2 separate regions of the Homo sapiens genome follow, and region 1 is linked to region 2. Evidence: read pairs that join two places in POLR2A ChIA-PET (ENCODE). Cell type or tissue: MCF 10A. All regions are shown on one strand. Each heading gives the region's core, and the rest is flanking DNA. Links, peaks and the distances in the headings are about the cores only.

The links. ChIA-PET counts read pairs that join two places held together with the same protein. Peaks named below come from ENCODE experiments on the same cell type or tissue, not always from the same donor. Only the 100,000 strongest peaks of a DNase experiment are listed, where the experiment ranks them.
Region 1: POLR2A ChIA-PET joins it to region 2 with 5 read pairs; 2 of 35 experiments call an interaction of 5 or more read pairs at or near these places.

Annotation. Positions count from the first base shown.
Region 1 is chr6:21,481,365-21,485,761 of GRCh38, reverse strand. No RefSeq gene overlaps it. Among named protein-coding and RNA genes, the nearest start is that of LINC00581, 28 kb to the left of the region's middle. In MCF 10A, for the core only: no CTCF peak of the experiment used is centred there; a DNase peak (open chromatin) is centred at 2,511.
Region 2 is chr6:21,325,146-21,329,542 of GRCh38, reverse strand. No RefSeq gene overlaps it. Among named protein-coding and RNA genes, the nearest start is that of LINC00581, 180 kb to the left of the region's middle. RefSeq lists an enhancer at 1,718-2,561. In MCF 10A, for the core only: no CTCF peak of the experiment used is centred there; no DNase peak of the experiment used is centred there.

The DNA of each region.
Region 1 (4,397 bases), core at 82-4,081, 160 kb before region 2:
AAGCTTCCAAATAGAAATTTTTAAAATACCTTTTGGAGTCATTGGCATCTAGAAGAAAACTATATATTATTTCTAAGTTCTATGCTGCATTTTAATTATAACACAATTTTTTTTAGAAGGAATCTCACTTTGTCCCCCAGGCTGGAGTACAGTGGCGCGATCTTGTCTCACAGCAACCTCCGCCTCCCTGGTTCAAGCAATTCTCCCTGCCTCAGCCTCCCCAGTAGCTGGGATTACAGGGGTTTGACCATGTTGGCCAGGCTGGTCTTGAACTCCTGACCTTAGGTGATCCACCCACTTCAGTCTCCCAAAGTGCTGGGATTACAGGCGTGAGCCACCGCGCCTGGCATAATACAGTTTTTAATGTATTTTGGCTTCATGTAAGAAAATTGCATTTTAGGCTGGACGCGATGGCTCACGCCTGTAATCCCAGCAATTTGGGAGGCTGAAGCGGGCGGATCACCTGAGGTCAGGAGTTCGAGACCAGCCTGGCCAACATGGCGAAACCCTGTCTCTACTAAAAATAGAAAAAATGAGCAGAGCGTGATGGTGGGTGCCTGTAATCCCAGCTACTCGGTAGGCTGAGGCAGAATTGTTTGACTCCAGGAGGCAGAGGTTGCAGTGAGCAGAGATGGCGCCACTGCACTCCAGCCTGGGCAAGAGAGTGAGACTCAGTCTCAAGAAAAAAAAAAGAAAAAGAAAAATTGCATATTGCATTTTAAATCAAATGCTTTATAAAAGACCTCCACTTGCCTAGATTTTAGACACATTTTGTCTTTTAGACACAAAGAGTGACAGAGGGTGGTTGCAGAGGAGCTTGCAAAATAAAGGAACCAAGGTAGAGCTGATGAGAGGCAGAAAGGAAGATCCTAAACTGGGAGGTGTGTCTGTCTGGACAAGATTAAGATTCGAGTAAACCCCAATTGAAACATATGATATTCCCTGTAAGGAAAACCGTGGCTGAGTGCCTCTGTGGACAGCATAAGCCTGCCTAAAATGTCTTCTATTGGGCCGGGCTTGGTGGCTCGCACCTATAATCCCAGCACTTTGAGAGGCCGAGGTGGGAGGATCATGAGGTCAGGGGTTTGAGACCAGCCTGGCCAACGTGGTGAAACCCCGTCTCTACCAAAAATATAAAAATTGGCTGGGAGTGGTGGCAGGTGCCTGTAATCCCAGCTACTCGGGAAGCTGAGGCAGGAGCATCATTTGAACCTAGGAGGCGGAGGTTGCAGTGAGCCGAGATTGCACCACTGCACTCCAGCCCGGGTGACAGAGCGAGACTCCATCTCACACAAAAAAAAAAAAAAAAAAGTCTTCTATTGAATGCAAGCAATGAAAACAGGGTTCTTTTTAATCAAGTGAAAAAGACTTACTTTCAAGAAGTGAGTTTGCTAGGCCTGGAAACTTAATGATTGAATTAAAGAAAATACTTCTCCACACAGATCTGGCTGCAAGACCTGTGAGAACACTTGGTTAATGCGGTCAACCTTCCTTGGCATCGTGGTATGTGTAACACAGGATTAATAAACTGAGGCCCTCGGGAGGTCTGTGAACACCCTGAAATTCTATATAAGTTTTACAACTATGTGCACATTTGCATTTTTATGATAACATGCATTTTTTTCCAATGGCTTTTATCAAGCTCTCAAAGGGGCCAATGACCCAAAAAGGTTGAAAATTAATACAATAGAAAAAGCATGAGCTTTGGATCAGAGAGAATTGAGTTCAAATTTGTAATTTACTAACGCGGGAACTTGAATGACTTGCATTTTTAGAATTACAATACATCCTTATATATAATTGTATATTTTAAAATAATATTTAAGTACCTAGTACAGTGTCTACCACATACTAGGTACTTTGTGAGTGTAACTTTTTTATATATATCTCATCCTATAAATAGTCTGGAATCCCAGATCTCCCAATTTTTTTCTGACAGAGCCTGAATTTTGTTCAAGTGACTACTACCTTCTCATGTGCCTTGGTGGGTCTAAACTACGTAAATATTCTCTTTCCCTTTGTTACTGACCCTTAGGCAATCTCTACCATTGGGACCACGTTATGGACTTCCCCTGTATTTGCCATATATTAACAATGATTCACATACACATTTCATGGTATCTTGCTTAACACATTGCAAAGCCCTCTTACCACTGTAAAACAGTACATGTCCTTGAGAAGTATGGTAGCAGAGCCATAAAACACATCTCCCTAGCCCAACACTTCTCATCTCTGGAATGCATGCCAGCTGCTTTAGGAGTTGCTCTCAGTTGCTGTCTATGATCTTGACTAATATCAGGGGACTTCCTGATGTTCCCCCTGTGACAGAGCATTCTGTTGGCTTGCAAAGACAAATAGTTGAGGACTCACAACAATCATTTTACACGTCAAATCCTCAACTTGGGCTGTCAACTCTGAGAGCAGACTCCACTTCTCATTTACTTGGCATCTGCTCATCAAGCTTCCTCGAGAGCAGGAGCAGCCTTTCCAGGGGCATGACAGCCAACTCTGTCCACTAGTTACAGGTAGATGACTCATGGAAGCAACGTCTGCATGCCTTTTATAAAAACAAAAATACAGATTTTTAAAAAGTAAATACATCAGCCATACAGAAGTCGAATTCAGGCATGCACCAGAAAAACAACATACTGACTTAGCTTTTGAAATATCAGTTCTAGGGTTTATGGGATGGCTGGTTAACATTTTCCTTATTTTTTTTTTTTTAGATGCAGTCTCGCTCTGTCACCCAGGCTGAAGTGCAGTGACGCAATCTCAGCTCACTGCAACCTCTGCCTCCTGGGTTTAAGCAATTCTCTGCCTCAGCCTCCTGAGTAGCTGGTATTACAGGTGCGTGCCACCATGCCCAGCTAATTTTTTTTTTTTTTTAGTAGAGGCAGGGTTTTACCATCTTGGCCAGGCTGGTCTTGAACTCCTGACCCCGTGATCCACCCACCTCAGCCTCCCAAAGTGCTGGGATTACAGGCATGAGCCACTGCTCTTGGCCCTCACATTTTACTTTCAATCCAAGAGTCTAATTTGTGGGTTCAGGACATCTAGGCCTTAGCTAATCATGTAATTTTAACTACGGAGTCTTCTTTCTGGGGATCGAGGTGAACTGACCTGTTGAGTTCTTATTTCATTCAACATCCATATAAATCTGAGCCCCCCTACCACATGCTGTAATGGGGTAGGTTTAGCATTTCCCCAGTATCTGTAAGAATTCTCAGGAACCTCCTGGTGTTCTTTGTCTCTCACCCTGACTTCTGTGTCCAGTAAACTCTGCCTCTTCCTTCCTGCAGCTGCTCTATTCTCCATCCCCCATTTCCAAGGACCAGTCTCTAGGCTTTATTCCCGAGGTTGCACTAACACAAGCTCTTATGAATAGTTACCTTTCCCTAAAGTCTTGGGACCAAAGCGGTCACATCATGGTATAGAATAGGCAGCAACTTGAAAACAAATGAAGACATCTCTATGCAAAAGTGCCTAGCCCATCTGTAACCCTCCAGGCATTTCTTCCTGGTTTCCCTCTCTTTGGCAAGTTGACAAGCCTCCTCTTTCTTTGAACCCAGAGAATCCTCTTCCTACCTACCTCTCTTCTTTCCATTCCAAGGCTCCTTGACTTCCTCACCCACTGGAGAAGACTAAAATGTGTTCTGCTACTTTGTTATATGAAATAATTTAGTTATTTTTGTTGCAACTTCTTTGTTCCATAGGGATCAAAGAAGCCAGATGTTTTCCTAACAAAATAGTATCTCATGCCTTGCCCAGTGGTCCCCTCTCCCCTGCTTGTTAATTCAGAGCAGTATTTTTTGTGTGTGTCTAAAATAACCACTTTGTTTCCTTCCCACTAAACAAGAAATACACTTATGGACCATAAGTGTATCCATATCCATCCAGAATTTTCCTTTTTTAAGACTTGGTTCTAAATTATTACAGTCTTTTTCTATGTGAATCCTCCTGGGGAACTCCTAAAGAAATAATCCCAAAACAATCAAACAAATAAAAGCTATGTTCAGGAAGATATTCATCGCAGAGTTATTATAATAGTAAAAATTTGAAAACAACCTGGAAGTCCAGTAATGGTTAAGTAAATGATTATATAGCTACTCAGTGGAGTATTCTATAGTCATTAGAAGGATAGTCAAAAAGACATAAAGCAATAAGGAGAATAACTATGATATAGCACATTTCAAAAACAGGATGTAAACTTATATAGATGATGGTAGCAAACTATGTTTCCAAATGCATGTTTAGGAAGCATTTGGAAAGAAGTGTCGGAAAGTGCAAAGGGAGGTAGTGTCAGAGTAATAAGGACTATGATTTTTTGTTTGTTTTTCTCTATATAGCAAATTCTCCATAATAAAATCATACTCATTCTATTAGGTGTAAATGTAGAA
Region 2 (4,397 bases), core at 208-4,207:
AGAAAACTGTTTTTTGATACTTAGGTTAGCTGAATGAGCAGCCACAGCTGGATAAAAAGGGATGTGACCTAACGGTAATAAACTGGGGGAAACTTAGTAAGACTTGTTGGTTCAGATTCTTCTCTGTGTGTTCATTCTTTTCCTTCAGGCACAGGACAGGATATCTGCCACATGAGGGTCTTCAGGGGAAAAGGGAGGGAAAAGGTCAGAGACATCTTCCTGCTTCTGCTGTTTTTGCAAATGCCCCGGTGCCATATTTCGGGGTAGTATTTCCTGCACCCATCATTAGGATATTCCTGAGTCTAATTTTTCCCTAATTTCTTTATGCATATATAAGGAAGAAGCTGAGGCAAAATTAATATAAGCAGAGAGTTTATTTGGGCCAACCTTTTAGGATTGCAGCCTGGGACCATAGATTCAAGTCGCCCTTGCTATACACTCCCATCAGCAGCAGTTAAAATTGAGGTTTTTTTTTTCTTTTTTCTTTTTGAGACAGGGTCTCACTCTGTTACCCAGGCTGGAGTGTATGGCACAATCTCAGCTCACTGCAACCTCTGCCTCCCGGGTTCAAGGGATTCTCCTGCCTCAGCCTCCCAAGTAGCTGGGACTACAGGTGCCTGCCACTACGCCCAGCTAATTTTTGTATTTTTAGTAGAGACACGGGGGTGTCACCATGTTGGCCAGGCTAGTCTCGAACTGCTGACCTCAGGTGATCCGCCCACCTTGGCCTCCCAAAGTGCTGGGATTACAGGTGTTAGCCACTGTGCCCAGCCCAAAAGTGAGTTTTGGTTTTGTTTTGTTTTGTTTTGACAGAGTTTCCCTCTTGTTGCCCAGGCTGGAGTGCAATGGAGCAATCTCGGCTCACCGCAATCTCTGCCTCCCGGGTTCAAGTGATTCTCCTGCCTCAGCCTCCCGAGTAGCTGGGATTACAGGCCTGTGTCACCATGCCTGGCTAGTTTTGTATTTTTAGTAGAGATGGGGTTTCTCCATGTTGGTCAGGCTGGTCTTGAACTCTCGACCTCAGGTGATCTGCCAGCCTTGGCCTCCCAAAGTGCTGGGATTACAGGTGTGAGCCACTGCACCTAGCCTCCAAAAGTGAGTTTTTAAAGGGAAAGAAGACAGCTGGGCACGGTGGCTCATGCCTGAAGTGCCAGCACTTTGGGAGGCTAAGGCGGGCAGATCACTTGAGGTCAGGAGTTTGAGACCCACCTGGCCAACATGGTGAAACCCCATCTCTACTAAAAATACAAAAAAATTAGCCGGGCAAGGTGGCACACACCTGTAATCCCAGCTACTCGGGAGGCTGAGGCACAAGAATCACTTGAACCTGGGAGGTGGAGGTTGCAGTGAGCCGATATTGCGCCACTGCACTGTAGCCTGGGCGATAGAGCTAAACTCAGTCTTAAAAAAAGAAAAGCCATAAAGGGAAAGAAGAGACAGTTCCCGAGATGTTTACCAAAAATTTACATTAAAATCACATAAGCTGTTGATTGGCTATGCATCGTTCTTTGTACCACAGATTCCAGAAACATAAAGATAATGGTGAGGTAGCTAGTCGTGAACAAAATGACTTTAAACAATTGCCCCCAGGTATGGGGTTGGGGGCTTGACTGATATCCCGTACTCACATCTCTCTGGGCCTGCATACCTCACATAGCTTAGATTGCTTTGAGCTATTTTCCTTTTCTCATCACATATATGGGATAATATCATACAAGAAATAATGAATGCATAAACATTCCCATGGTGTGGCTGTATCCTAATTCATCTTTTGATCTCTTTGTTTCCAGTTTTTTGCCACTGTGAACAAAGCTGCAATAAACACTGTTGAATGTATGTCCTTAAATACCATTTCTGTGGGATAGATTCCCTGGAGTGCTGAGTTAAAGTATATGTGCATTTTATTTTTTATGGACGTGGCCAAATTACTTTCCTGAAAGGCTGTAACAACACTTCACATTTCAGCCGGCAAGATGAATACGTGAGCACCCTTCTCATCCACACTGTGGCTGGCATTTGGTATTTGTTGCTTCTTTGTTTAGTCTGCCTACTAGGTGTAAAGCGACACCTCATTGTTATTTTAATTGCATTTCCTTCACTACTGGAGTCGTTGAACACCTTTTCATGTTTCTTTACCATTTTAAGTTGCTTTGTGTTGAATTCCCTGCAATTGCTTGCTTTTCTGTCTCCCTGGAATATAAACTCACCAGGGCAGGTACCAAGTGTGTCTTACTACTCTGGTTGTTATTTCTGGTTCCTATGATAGTTGGCAGCAAATAGTAAATGCTCAATAAAAAGTTTTTCAACAAATGAGTGAATATCCTTCAACACAGCAATCCTCCTCCAGGAGCTACAGCCATGTTCCACATAATATTTCAGTCAACAACGGACCATATATACTACCGTGGTCCCATAAGATTATAATGCAGTTGAAAAATTCCTGCCACCCAGTGACATCGTAGCCATCATAACGTCATAGCACAGACATAACTCACGTGTTTGTGGTGATGCTGATGTAAAGAAACCTACTGTGCCACCAGTCATGTAAAAGTATAGCACATACAATTATGCACAGTACATAATTGATAATGAGAATAAATGATGATGTTGCTGGTTTATGTATTTACCATACTTTTTATTATTATTTTAGAGAGTACTCCTACTTATACAAAAAAAAGTTGGCCGGTCGCGGTGGCTCACGCCTGTAATCCCAGCACTTTGGGAGGCTGAGGCCGGTGGATCGCGAGGTTGGGAGATCGAGATCATCCTGGCCAACATGTTGAAATCCTGTCTCTACTAAAATACAAAAAATTAGCTGGGCGTGGTGGCGCGTAACTGTAGTCCCAGCTACTCAGGAGGCTAAGGCAGGGGAATTGCTTGAACCCGGAAGGCAGAGGTTGCCGTGAACTAAGATCATGCCACTGTACCCCAGCCTGGCAACAGGGCAAGACTCTGTCTCGAAAAAAAAAAAAAAAAGTTAACTGTAAAACAGCCTTAGGCAGGTCCTATAGGAGGTATTCTAGAAGAAGTCATTGTCATTATAGTAAATGACAGCTCCCTGTGTGTTATTGCCCCTGAAGACATTCCAGATGAACAAGATGTGGAGGAGGAAGACAGTGATATTGATGATCCTGACTCTGTCCAGGACTAGGCTCATGTGTATGTGTCTTCGTTTTTAACAAAAAAGATTAAAAAGTAAAAAAAAATAAAAATAAAAAAATTTAAAAATAGAAAAATGCTTCTAGAATAAAGTTATACAGAAAGAAAATATTTTTCTTATAATGTGTTTGTGTTTTAAGCTAAGTGTTACTACAAAAGAGTCAAAAAGTTTAAAAAATTAAAAAGATTATAAAATAAATAAGTTACAGTAAGCTAAGGTTAACGTATTACTAAAGAAAGAAGGCCAGGCGCGGTGGCTCACGCCTATAATCCCAGCACTTTGGGAGGCCAAAGCAGGTGGATCACCTGAGGTCAGGAGTTCAACACCAGCCTGGCCAACATGGTGAAACCCCGTCTCTACTAAAAATACAGAAAAATTAGCCAGGTGTGGTGGCTTGCGCCTGTAGTCCCAGCTACTCGGGAGGCTGAGGTAGGAGAATGGCTTGAACCTGGGAGGTGGAGGTGGCAGTGAGCTGAGATCGCTCCATTGCACTCCAGCCTGGGTGACAGAGCAAGATTCGGTGACAAAGCAAGATTCCATCGCAAAAATAAAGAAGGAAAAGGAAGGAAGGAAAGAAAGAAAGGGAAAGAGAGAGAGAAAGGAAGAGAAAGAATGAAGAAAGAAAGAATTTTTTGTTTTTACAAATTTTGTGTAGCCTAAGTGTACAGTGTTTCTAAAGTCTACAGTAGTGTACAGTAATATCCCAGGCTTTCACATTCACTCACCACTCACCAACTCACCCAGAGCAACTTCCCGTCCTGCAAGCTCCGTTCATGGTAAGCATGCTAGACAGGTGTACCTTTTTTTAATCTTTTATATCATATTTTTACTGTACTTTTTCTATGTTTAGCTATACAAATACTTCCTATGTGTTACAATTGCTTGGAATATTCAGTATGGTAACATGCTGTGCAGACTTGTAGCCTGGGAGCAATAGACTGTACTGTACAGCTTAGGTGTGTGGTAGGCTCTGCCAGAGGTTTGTGTAAGTACGTTCTATGATGTTTACACAATGACGAAATTGCCTAATGATGCATTTCTCAGGAGGTATCCCTGTCATTAAGTGATACATGACAGTATATTAAAGAAATAATAATGATTGTGTGCGAGAATTTATTCACAAGAATGTTCATTATAACATGGTAACTGGAAACAAACTAGAAGTTTTAATAAATGAAGTTATAAAATAAAATAATGATATTTGATGCAGAAAGAAAATAATAAGGACTATAATGGC